Linked DNA regions of Homo sapiens: region 2 is linked to region 1. A link is an interaction called in ENCODE POLR2A ChIA-PET data of the cell type or tissue named here. Cell type or tissue: HepG2. All regions are shown on one strand. Links, peaks and the distances in the headings refer to the core of each region. The heading gives the core; the rest is flanking DNA.

Region 1 (5,378 bases), core at 279-5,278:
CATAATTAGTATGCATTGATTTTTATCTGATATTACTGCTAAAAAACCTACCTAATTTAGCCTCAGCTAAGATGTTTCAAGTGAAAACATTTTTTCTCTATTCTAATTTTTTAAGATTCTACTTCACTTTACTGACATACCTTATCAATAAAGTGGTTAATTTTACTCATCAATTGATTACAACTCATTATTTGTTTTCTCAGTAAATGCTTCTCAAGAACCCACTGAGTAGCAACAGTCAAGAGACAGCAGTGTGCAAGTCAGGCCCTGCTCCAACTGGACTTTCCAGGGGGACGCCATGGAAAGCAATTGTAAGAAAGTGAGTGACGGGCCTGGGCACGGTGGCTCACACCTGTAATCCCAGCACTTTGGGAGGCCGAGGTGGGCAGATCACCTGAGGTCAGGAGTTTGAGACCAGCCTGGCCAACATGGTGAAATGCCATCTCTATTAAAAATACAAAAAATCAGCCGGGGATGGTGGTGTGTGCCTGTAACCCCAGCTACTCAGAAGGCTGAGGCAGGAGAATTGCTTGAACCCGGGAGGCGGAAGTTGCAGTTAGCCGAGATCACACAATTGCACTCCAGCCTGGGTAACAAGAGCGAAACTCCAGCTAAAAAAAAAAAAAAAAAAAAAAAAAAAGTGCGACGGGTTTCGACTGGTGAATACAAATACAGAGGCAGCCATCACGTTATGTGGAACACTGAAATAATTTACCATCTAATTTGAGAGTACCTGGAGCCAAATTAAACAAACGATTACCTTTCTTCTTTGACGGCGAGTCTACTTTAGCTGCCGGTTTGGATTCTGAGGGCGCCTCCGCTAAGGCTGCGTTGGGAAGGTGGTCAGCATCTAACATAGATGAAATCTGAGTACTCTCAAGAGGAGGTTCGAGAAGCTCTGCCACAGATGTTGGGTCGCTCATCTGTGTACCCAGGGCTCTGGGTTTGGGCTTCACTATGGTACAGACAGTGTCTTCCATGGAAGCATCCTTCTCAACTTCACTGATGAGGTTGTCCTCACTGGGAATTACCCGAAAATGAGTATTTTCTGATGGTGTAATTGTAGCTGTCCTAGGATGATGGTCAGATCGTTCTCTTTTGCTGACCTAAAAAAGTTAAATTGTTTAAAAATTAAACTACTTTCAGAGTATTTGTTATAATCTATTTCCTAAGCTGGCAATGTGTTCATTCTATTTTTAACTTAACACATTCATTAAGTATCTTAGTTTGTACATGTAAAAATTCCATAATAAAGTGAGAAAAACTAATAATTGCCTTTTGTTCAATATCATGATACTTATAAATGTTCTGGCCGGGCACAGTGGCTCACGCCTATAATCCCAGCACTTTGGGAGGCCAAGGTGGGCAGATCACTTGAGGTCAGGAGTTCGAGATTAGCCTGGCCAACAGGATGAAACCCTGTCTCTACTAAAAATACAAAAATTAGCCGGGCATGGTGGCAGGCGCCTGTAATCTCAGCTACTCGGGAGGCTGAGGCAAGATAATTTCTTGAACCCAGGAGATGGAGGTTGCAGTGAGCCGAGATGGCACCACTGCATTCCAGCCTAGGTGACAGAGCAAGACTTTATCTCAAAAAAAAAGGTGTACGTTAAATGTTCTACTGTGAAGTTATACTGGAGAAGACTGAGGAAACTGACAATTTTCAGTTACTAAGAAGTAGAAAATACTCATTTTGGGGGAGAAAACTAAATGAAAATTTCACCCTCCTTGGACCACATCAAGGCTCTGTTAAAACAGTGTAAAAGTGGCAAGTCTAAATTCGATCACAAATATATGCAAAATGTATATTTTAAAAACCTAAATTCAACAGAAGATCTAAACATTTTCTCTCTCAAGAAATTTATCTTCTCAGTTCTTTCTTCTTTCATTATGAGCTGGAAAAAAAGGTTTAACAATTTCTTGTTTAAAATTTCAGTGTTGGCTGGGGATGGCAGCTCACGCCTGTAATCCCAGCACTCTGGGAGGCCAAGGCAGGAGGATCTCTTGAGCCCAGGAGTTTGCGATCAGGCCAAGCTGATATAGCGAGACCTTGTCTCTACAAAAAATAAAAACTAAAAAATTAACTGGGTGTGGTAGCACACACCTGCAGTCTCAGCTACTTGAAAGTCTGGTGTGGGAGAATTACCTGAGCACAGGAGGTTAAGGCTGCAGTGAGTTGTGGCTGCACCACTGCTCTCCAGCATGGGTGACAGAGCAAGAACTCTGTCTCCAAAAAATAAAAAATAAAAATTCAGTGTGAAAATTTCAGTTTAAGATGCCTTTTAAAATGTCCTTATAATAATTAACAATCATTATTATTCAGTAAATAGAAATATACACAAAATACTACTGAAATCCTTCGGTTGCAAATATATAGTCCAAATGTTACAAAAAATGTTAACTTTGAATTTACTTTTATGACATGAGGGCACTATCATTTACATTCATGAGAGCTCAGTCAGAAATTGCCTCCTTTACTTATGGGCAGAGGAATTCGTCACTTGTTTAATCATTAACACACTTTCCACAGGCAAGTAAACCCTAGTACCTTGGTGGACTCTGGGAATCCGCCCCACGTCCACTCCATGTGAGACTCTGATCTGAGCAGGCTCTCCGCAGGTTTCACCTCCAGCTCTGAATCACTCTTAGGACACGCTGTCTGGGGATAGGTGCTGCAAAGAGAACAAAGACACACGATGACTTGAAAGTCGGGAAACCTTCAGTCTTGCTGAGCCTGACAGATTAAAAGAAACAAATCTGAATATCTTGACTTTATCCTGCATATATAAAAACTCTATGGAAGGGAGCATCAATTATTTCTTCCACTTGAGTTCTTTAATAATAATAATAAAAATGACACCAACTAGTATTTAAGAGGACTTACCAGGTCCTTTGTAAACAAACACTGTAGATTCATAATCTCATTTGCTTTTCACAAGAAATCAATGAGAAAGAAGATAATTTTGTAGGAAAGGAAAAGCAGGCAAATTAACATAACACCTGAGAATCTGATTGCAGAATAAACAGTTATGACTATACTTTTTTTCACTATATTATTCATTTACAGCCAACAGTTGACACTAAAAGATGAGAATTTTTAAGAATTGCAGATGAGTGGGCACAATGTCTCATGTCTGTAATCCCAGTGCTTTGGGAGGCCAAGGCGAGAGGATCACCTGAGGCCAGGAGTTCAAGAATAGCCTGGGCAAAATAGCGAGACTCTGTCTCTACAAAAAAATTTAAAACTTAGCTGAGCACAGTGGTGCGTGCCTGTAGTCCCAGTCACTCAGGAGGCTGAGGTGGGAGGATCACTCGAGCCCAGGGGTTTAAGGCTGCAGTGAGCTATGAGTGTGCCACTGCACTCCAGGCTGGGAAAACAGAGCGAGACCTTGTCTCTACTAAAAAGAAAAAGAAAAAAAATAACTGTAGATGGCTAAATTCCATGCTGATTATACAGATCTACAACTGGCCAACACTGTTAGAGTAAGTCAGATCAAATTTAGAAACAAAATAATTATTGAGAGAAAAGATTCATATTTATGTTACAAGTAAACATTCAGTTCCTTGGCTGTGTGAGAGAAATGGGAAATATCATTACTACAGATTAACAGAAAAGCTAATTAATACATCTCCTTCCTCTTTCAAGAAACCAAGAAATTTCAAAGATACTTACGTCTCTAAAGGGGACCAATCTCCATCAGATAAGGGGTAATGATCCCCAGAATGGAAGAGCAAAGGCTCTTTACATTCTTCTTCTTTCAAGGAAGCATTTGAAGATCCTCTGTGAAGGAGAAACCAAAGAAAGGCAGGAACGATGACATTCTTGTCAGCTTTAAAATATCCCCCAAACCTACTGATACTACAAACAATCAAAATGAAGAGGGGCAAATGATTACTAACTCTCTCTAAAATATATGAAGGAGAAGGGGGGATACACCAATGCCACCCACTATAAAACACCACAATCACTATTCACATATGGAATAAATAGGGGGAGGACAAAAGAGAAATGTGATTTCTCTTTTTTCCATCCCTTAAGGGTGATTCAAAGGCTAAAAGAAAACTAAGGCTTTATGTCTATTTCATTCAATCCTTACAAAATGAGGTAATATTTCATTGTAGATTTTAAGTAATCAAGGATCCAGAGAAATTTAGTAACTTGCTCAAAGTCAAAAAGATAGGAAGTAGTTGGATTCAAAACAAGTAAGCCCTTATTCTTTCCACTGCTCTCCCCTTTCTACTGAATACATTTGAAAATGTATATTAGCTGAAGACAAACAAGATCTATGGCTCAAAATTTTAACAATACCCTAACCTCTTAAAACCTTGGGACTAATTTTCTTCTTTGTTTGGCCCAAGGATTATCTGAGAAGGTTTCCTTTACTTGGAATCTACAAGATGTGGAGATGTGAAGATGATACCAAAAATGACAAATGCTTTTAAGATTCATAAAAGGACCTTGGGTAGGGGGTTACACTACTGCTGATAAGATTTTAATCAATTTACTTGTTGGTTTCTCAGATTTTCAGTTACTATAACTACCTTGCCATATAACCTTGAAAACATCCCTCAGAAGCACTGTGGGCCCCCGTTTTCATCTTTACTTGGAAATTTATCATTTGTCCTGTCTACTTCAGAGTCAATGTGAGAGTTACATGGTGTAGCATGTTGAAATCTCTGAAAAGTAAAAAGAAAAGCACAAAGAAAGACTCTGGCCAGGTACAGTGGCTCATGCCTGTCATCCCAGCACTTCGGAAGGCCGAGGCGGGTGGATCACGAGGTCAGGGGTTCAAGACCAGCCTGGCCAAGATGGTGAAACCCTGTCTCTACTAAAAATACAAAAATTAGCCGGGTGTGGTGGCGGGCACCTGTAATCCCAGCTACTTGGGAGGCTAAGGCAGAGAACTGCTTGAACCCAGGAGGCAGAGGTTGCAGTGAGCGGAGATCGCACCACTGCACTCCAGCCTAGGTGACAGAGAGAGACTCCATCCCAAAAACAAACAAAACTCTGCAAAGCATAAAGCGCCATATTATACAAGTTTAAAGGCTTCTTATAGAAAATTCAATGTTCTAATAGGACAGATAATAAATGTAAATGAGAATATCCACATCACTTAGTTTGCTGGACTAAACACAGGGATAGAAAACCAGGTTCTTTTTTAATATTACTCTTCTTCCTTTATATCTTAACTTAACATACTCTTATTTACCACTAACTCTGACATGTAATAGTTTTTCCACATAGCTTAATCTTTTAATTTAAGGTTTTCCTAACTCTGGTCTTCTTTCTCTAGGGCCTTACTCTGGCATACCACTCATTGAAGGGGAGAAAACATATACCTGAGAAAGACATCTAGGAAAAAGTACTCTATTTCTCA
Region 2 (5,378 bases), core at 91-5,090, 88 kb after region 1:
CGTGCCTCAGCCTCCCAAGAAGCTGGGATTACGGGCCTGGCTAATTTTTGTATTTTTAGTAGAAACTGGGTTTTGCCATGTTGGCCAGGTTGGTCTGGAACTCCTGACCTCATGTGATCCGCCTGCCTCGGCCTCCCAAAGTGCTGGGATTACAGGTGTGAGCCACCATGCCTGGCCAGAATGGTTAACAATTTTAAAGTTGTTCAATGCCAAGTGTTGGAGGTGTTACTAATGCTAAGGTCATGCAGTGATCAACCAGCATTCAGGCACATCACTGGTTCAAATCCAAATCGTACAACTTTTTTTTTGGACAGAAAGTAGAATTTATTGGTGAGTATTAAGAGGGGGCAGCACAGTGGAAGCCCTCATGAGTGCAGGGCCCACCACTTATCCAGAGGGCCACGAATGGGGATGTACTTGACCCCACAGCCATCTGGGATGAGCCGCTTCTCAGCCACCATGTCTTCAAATTCATCAGCATTCAACTTGGTGAAGCCCTACTTCTTTGAGATGTGGATCTTCTGGTGACCAGAGAACTTGAACTTGGCCCTGCACAGGGCCTCAATCACATGCTCCTTGTTCTGCAGCTTGGTGCGGATGGACATGATAACTTGGCCAATGTTAACCCTGGCCACAGTGCCCTGGGGCTTTCTTTCCAAAGGCACCTCACATGCCTGTTTGGAGCCTACATTGGGGTAGTGCAAGGTCAGAGACATGAACCCCCATCTGAAAGGCCTGTCTCCAAGGTCCCTTAGAGCAACCCATACAAGAAACAGGCTGCACACACTGCCAAGGAAGCTGCTGTTTGCAGCCATTGCACATGTACAACTTCTTAAAAAAAAAATCTTTTTATTTAAGAGATGGGATCTCCCTATGTTGCCCAGACAGGACTTGAACTCCTGGCCTCTAGCAATCCTCTTGCCTCCGCCTCCCAAGTAGCTGGGACTATGGGTACCCAGAGTCAAACTGTAACAACTTTAGAAAACAGTTTGATATTATCTAGAAAGTTCAACGTGCACACACACAGGGACCAGTAATTCCAATGTTAGGTACATGCCCTCTAGAAGTTCTTGCCCAAGTGCCCTCAAAGACACATACAAAAATAGAACAGCATTGCTCATAATTGCAAAGAAACAACATGAATGGCCACTAAAGGTGGAATGGATACTTAGATTGTGGTGTAATCATATAATGAAATCCTACTGATTTACATCAACATGGATGAATTTCAAAAATAAAATCTTAAGCAAAGAAACATCACAAGATCAAAGTATGACTCTACTTATTCTATTCCAAAAATGATATACTGTTTCAAGATAAAAGCATAGGTGATAACAACTATAAAGAAAAATAAGGAAATGACAGAAATTGCAGGAAAGAGAGAGACAGTGCAATCCGAGTTAGGTGTAAGTCTGGAGCAGGGCAATGTGCTGTTTCTTGGCCTGTGTGATGGATACATAGGTGTTTGTGTGTATTATTATTTCACAATAAAAACTAAAATAAATGAAGGATAAAGGAGAATGAATTAATACATACACACATCTGTATTTTTTAAAACGTTATTGTGCTCCTATAAGCTCTGTAAATTTCCGTTCACACTTAGAAGACAAACTCAGTGTTCTTTAGAACTTTCCTATCGCACTGCAAGGAATGGTTTTTCAACAAGGCACTGCAGTTTGTTTTGTAATAAATCTTTGTAAAAGGTGAGGAAGAATAAGTTACACAAAATGGGTCAGAAGTGCAAAGAAAAACTAGTAGAAACATGAGGACTCTTCTAATAAGTCACTCACATATACATAGCCCCAAATCACTCCATTTAGGTTTGTTTGCTTTTTTATTCATTTATTTATTTTGAGACAGAGTCTCCCTCTGTCGCCCAGGCTGGAGTGCAGTGGCACGATCTCAGCTCACTGCCACCTCCCAGGTTCAAGTGATTCTCATGCCTCAGCCTCCAGAGTAGCTGGAATTACAGACCTGCACCACCATGCCTGGCTAATTTCTGTATCTTTAGTAGAGATGGGGCTTTGCCACGTTGGCCAGGCTGGCCTCGAAATCCTGGCCTTACGTGTTCCGCCTGCCTCCCAAAGCGTTGGGATTGCAAGCGTGAGCCACTGCACCCAACCTGTTTGCTTTCTTTGAACTGGATGGTTATCATTCTTAGTCCTGGGCACAAAGATTCTTCCAGTTGGTCGATGGACTTTCTTATTTTCACCGGTCATGTGCTGCCAGGTCATAAAACCAGGGATCTTGAAGGCCAAGGTACGGAACCGCAGCTGCGGCAGAAATCCCCTCTGGAATCTTGTCCTGTCTGAATCCCTCGGGTCATGGGCAGTTCTTGTCAGGGACAATTCATTCCGCGATTAGACAGGGCTGTTGTTTTACTCAGCAGGCCGACCTATCTAAGGAGACCTGCTTATAGACTCACTCTGAAAATCATGATCCTGTTGGAGAACACACTGCCTTCCATGGTTTAAAACCGGGCCGTTTAGAGAAAATGTGTTCTGTAAATTTTGTGTGAGAAGGATTTAATTTATTAGCACTTGGTGATTTCACTGATCCTTTGTAACACTAAGCCTTCATCATCCCACATTTTACATTATAACTAAACAAATAATGATAGTAACATTTTAGAAGCTATAGAGGGGAGGAGAGATTTTTTAAAAGCACTCACCGAGAAAGAAATCGGCTGGCCAGAGTGTTTGAAAGCTGCTGTACAGCGAGGACCCTGAGGCCAGCCCGGAAAATTTCCTGGCGCTTCCAGGTTGCTCAGTTCAACAGCCATTGTCTTAAATTATTTTCAGAATAGCCACAAATTTGAATGGAATGTTGGAACTATTGCGAACTGTCCTTAAGAAGATGTTCCCAGGGTACGTCTGGTCTCCTTAAACCTTTCAAAAAAGCACGTTTAAACCCCTCCTTTCTTTCTCCTCAGTTTTTGGGTGTGTGCTCTGCACAATGATCCCTGATAAGGGATGCTCCTTAAACATTAGCGTCAAAAGACACATTTTCAACAAATGTAGTTTAAAGATCTCAATTGCCCTTGCTGTGATGAGAATCGGGCAGCACTTCATTCCATAAAATAGAGTTAAGTGTTCCGGAGCTGAGCAGAAGGGGTTGTCTTTATAGACAGGGAAGGGCTGAAGACAGCAGAAGCCAAGAACAAAGGCCAGCATTAGTTTCAAAGCTATTTTTCTTGTAAGGGGGAGACAGGGAGACAGAACAATACAAAAATAACTGATTAGTTAATATTAGGTCAGTCTGCTTCTTTTTTACATAAGAATTACAGCAGGGGGAACGCCGTTATCCTGCAGACTGAAGATTTACACTGGCCTGTTTGGGAAATTGGCTGTTATCTCTCTCGTGATTGCTTGGAAGGTCAAATAACAATTTAGTTTGGGTTTGGTGATGTGAAACTGTAGCATGGATGACTCCATTTTAATTTTTAGTCTGGTCTATTGGGGCCTAGTGCAGGAGCTTAGTCTGAAACAACGACCTCCCATGATTTTTTTTTCTTTTTTCTTTTTTTTTTTTTTTTTGAGACAGGGTCTTGCTCTGTCACCCAGGCTGGAGTGCAGTGGCACAATCATGGCTCACCGCAGCCTCCACTTCCCGGGCTCAAGTGATCCTCCCACCTCAGCCTCCCTAATAGCTGAGACTATAGGGATACACCACCACACCTGAACATAATTTTTATTTAACATCAGGAAAGTGAAATCTTGTTAGGGAAGTGACTCTATTTCAGCAAAAAAGAGTGGTTGTCTCTCACACTTCACTCTTCTTTTTCCTCTTCCAATTTTCTCCTACATGAAAGTTCTTCTAATTCAATAAATTTTTGTTGACAGCACAAAGTTTTTTGTTTTCTTTCTCCTTATTTATCTAAATGGCTTATTAATGTTAGACAAATTTTTCCCAATGTTAGAAAAATTAAGGGGAAGGTGTATGGCTTTGCAGACTATTTTCTACTCTGGTAGAAACAGAATTTCAGTGTTCTCACTAGGAGATTCTTCCGTCATTAAGTAAAAATCCCCAGAAGTGATGAAATAAATGCTCAGTAATTTTAAGCACTATGTAGTTATTAAAATTAGCTAATCTAGCCAGGCGTGGTGGCTCACACCTGTAATCCCAGCACTCTGGGAGGGCGATGCGGGCCGACTGCTTTAGCCCAGGAATTCGAGACCAACCTGGGCAAGGTGGTGAGACCTCGTCTCTACAAAAATACAAAAATTAACTAGGTGTGGTGGCTCATGCCTGTAGTTCCAGCTACTCAGGAGGCTGAGGTGGGAGGATTGCTTGAGCCTGGGAGGCAGAGGTTGCAGTGAGCCCAGATTGCACCACTGCACTCTAGTCTGGGTGACAGACCCTTCCTCAAAACAAAACAAAAAAACTTTTATAAGGAGACTACTTTTGAACCCAGGGATGGCCTAGTTTGTGACCACTAACTTCTAGGAGGACAAGAAAGCATCATCACATGTCTCAAAGAATACAGGAAGAAAGAACAAGGACAGATTTTCCAATGTTTCCTCGTTGGAATTTCTGCCGTCCCCAACCCTCCCTCACCCTCAGATAACACATCCCACTCCGGCTCCAACCTCCCCTCAAAACACAACACACACAGTACTGAGACCTTCTGTGTCAGCCCAGGAGGGAAGCGATAAAAGAAAGGCACAAACAGGGGAGTGGCAAGGAGGAGGCTGACAAGGAGGAACCCCAGGCATCTGCATGCAATCGGCAATCAGCCATCAGCTTTAGTAACCCACTGCTCTGTGGACAAGAAACAAGAGCAGTGTGGGGGCGAAGGTAGGGCACTGTGAAGAAAACCTTCCTCATAGCTGATGCTGTCACAGTCAAATAATGACCTTCCTTTCCAAGTTGCACGGGTTCTCAACTTTTGAGAAGTTTTCTGTAATCTTCCTGTGTTCCTGTACCCCAAAACACAGCTCTGTGTGTCTACCGTCTGGAAGCAGATGCAGCCTGGGATGGGAGTTTTTGAAATGACTCCACAAGATTCTAAAGGAAATTCAAACCGGGAAAGTGGAATTTACAATGGAAACAAACAGTCTGTCTCCTGCTTTCAGATTGGAGTCTAAATTTAGATCACCATATAGAAGAGCATGCCGGGGCCTGGAAAGCTTTTCCTGCAGAGCTGACATCTCTTTACCTCTTCCCTTTTTAGCCTCCTAGAGGACATGTTGTTTTGTTTTTATTATTGTTTTGGAGATAGAAGCCTCCTGAAAAGCCAGCCCCCCGGCGTCAGAGAGTCTTATCAACTCATTTCTGAGTGGCACTCAAAAACCTCCTAATAATGTTCAATAAAACTTTCTTTCATATCACTGTTGGAAAGTGGGATCAGGGACGAGGCGCGGTGGCTCATGCCTGTA

What was found. Peaks named below come from ENCODE experiments on the same cell type or tissue, not always from the same donor. Only the 100,000 strongest peaks of a DNase experiment are listed, where the experiment ranks them.
Region 2: POLR2A ChIA-PET joins it to region 1 with 6 read pairs; 3 of 35 experiments call an interaction of 5 or more read pairs at or near these places.

What each region holds. Positions count from the first base shown.
Region 1 is chr18:2,936,932-2,942,309 of GRCh38, forward strand. It overlaps LPIN2 (lipin 2), which reads right to left. Exons shown (of 20, transcript NM_001375808.2): 5 at 3,674-3,781; 6 at 2,549-2,672; 7 at 761-1,106. Among named protein-coding and RNA genes, the nearest start is that of LPIN2-AS2, 27 kb to the right of the region's middle. In HepG2, for the core only: no CTCF peak of the experiment used is centred there; a DNase peak (open chromatin) is centred at 2,560.
Region 2 is chr18:3,024,701-3,030,078 of GRCh38, forward strand. It overlaps LOC124900407 (small nucleolar RNA SNORA70), which reads right to left and starts at 867; the gene lies at 734-867. In HepG2, for the core only: no CTCF peak of the experiment used is centred there; a DNase peak (open chromatin) is centred at 2,151; H3K4me3 peaks cover 1,884 bases.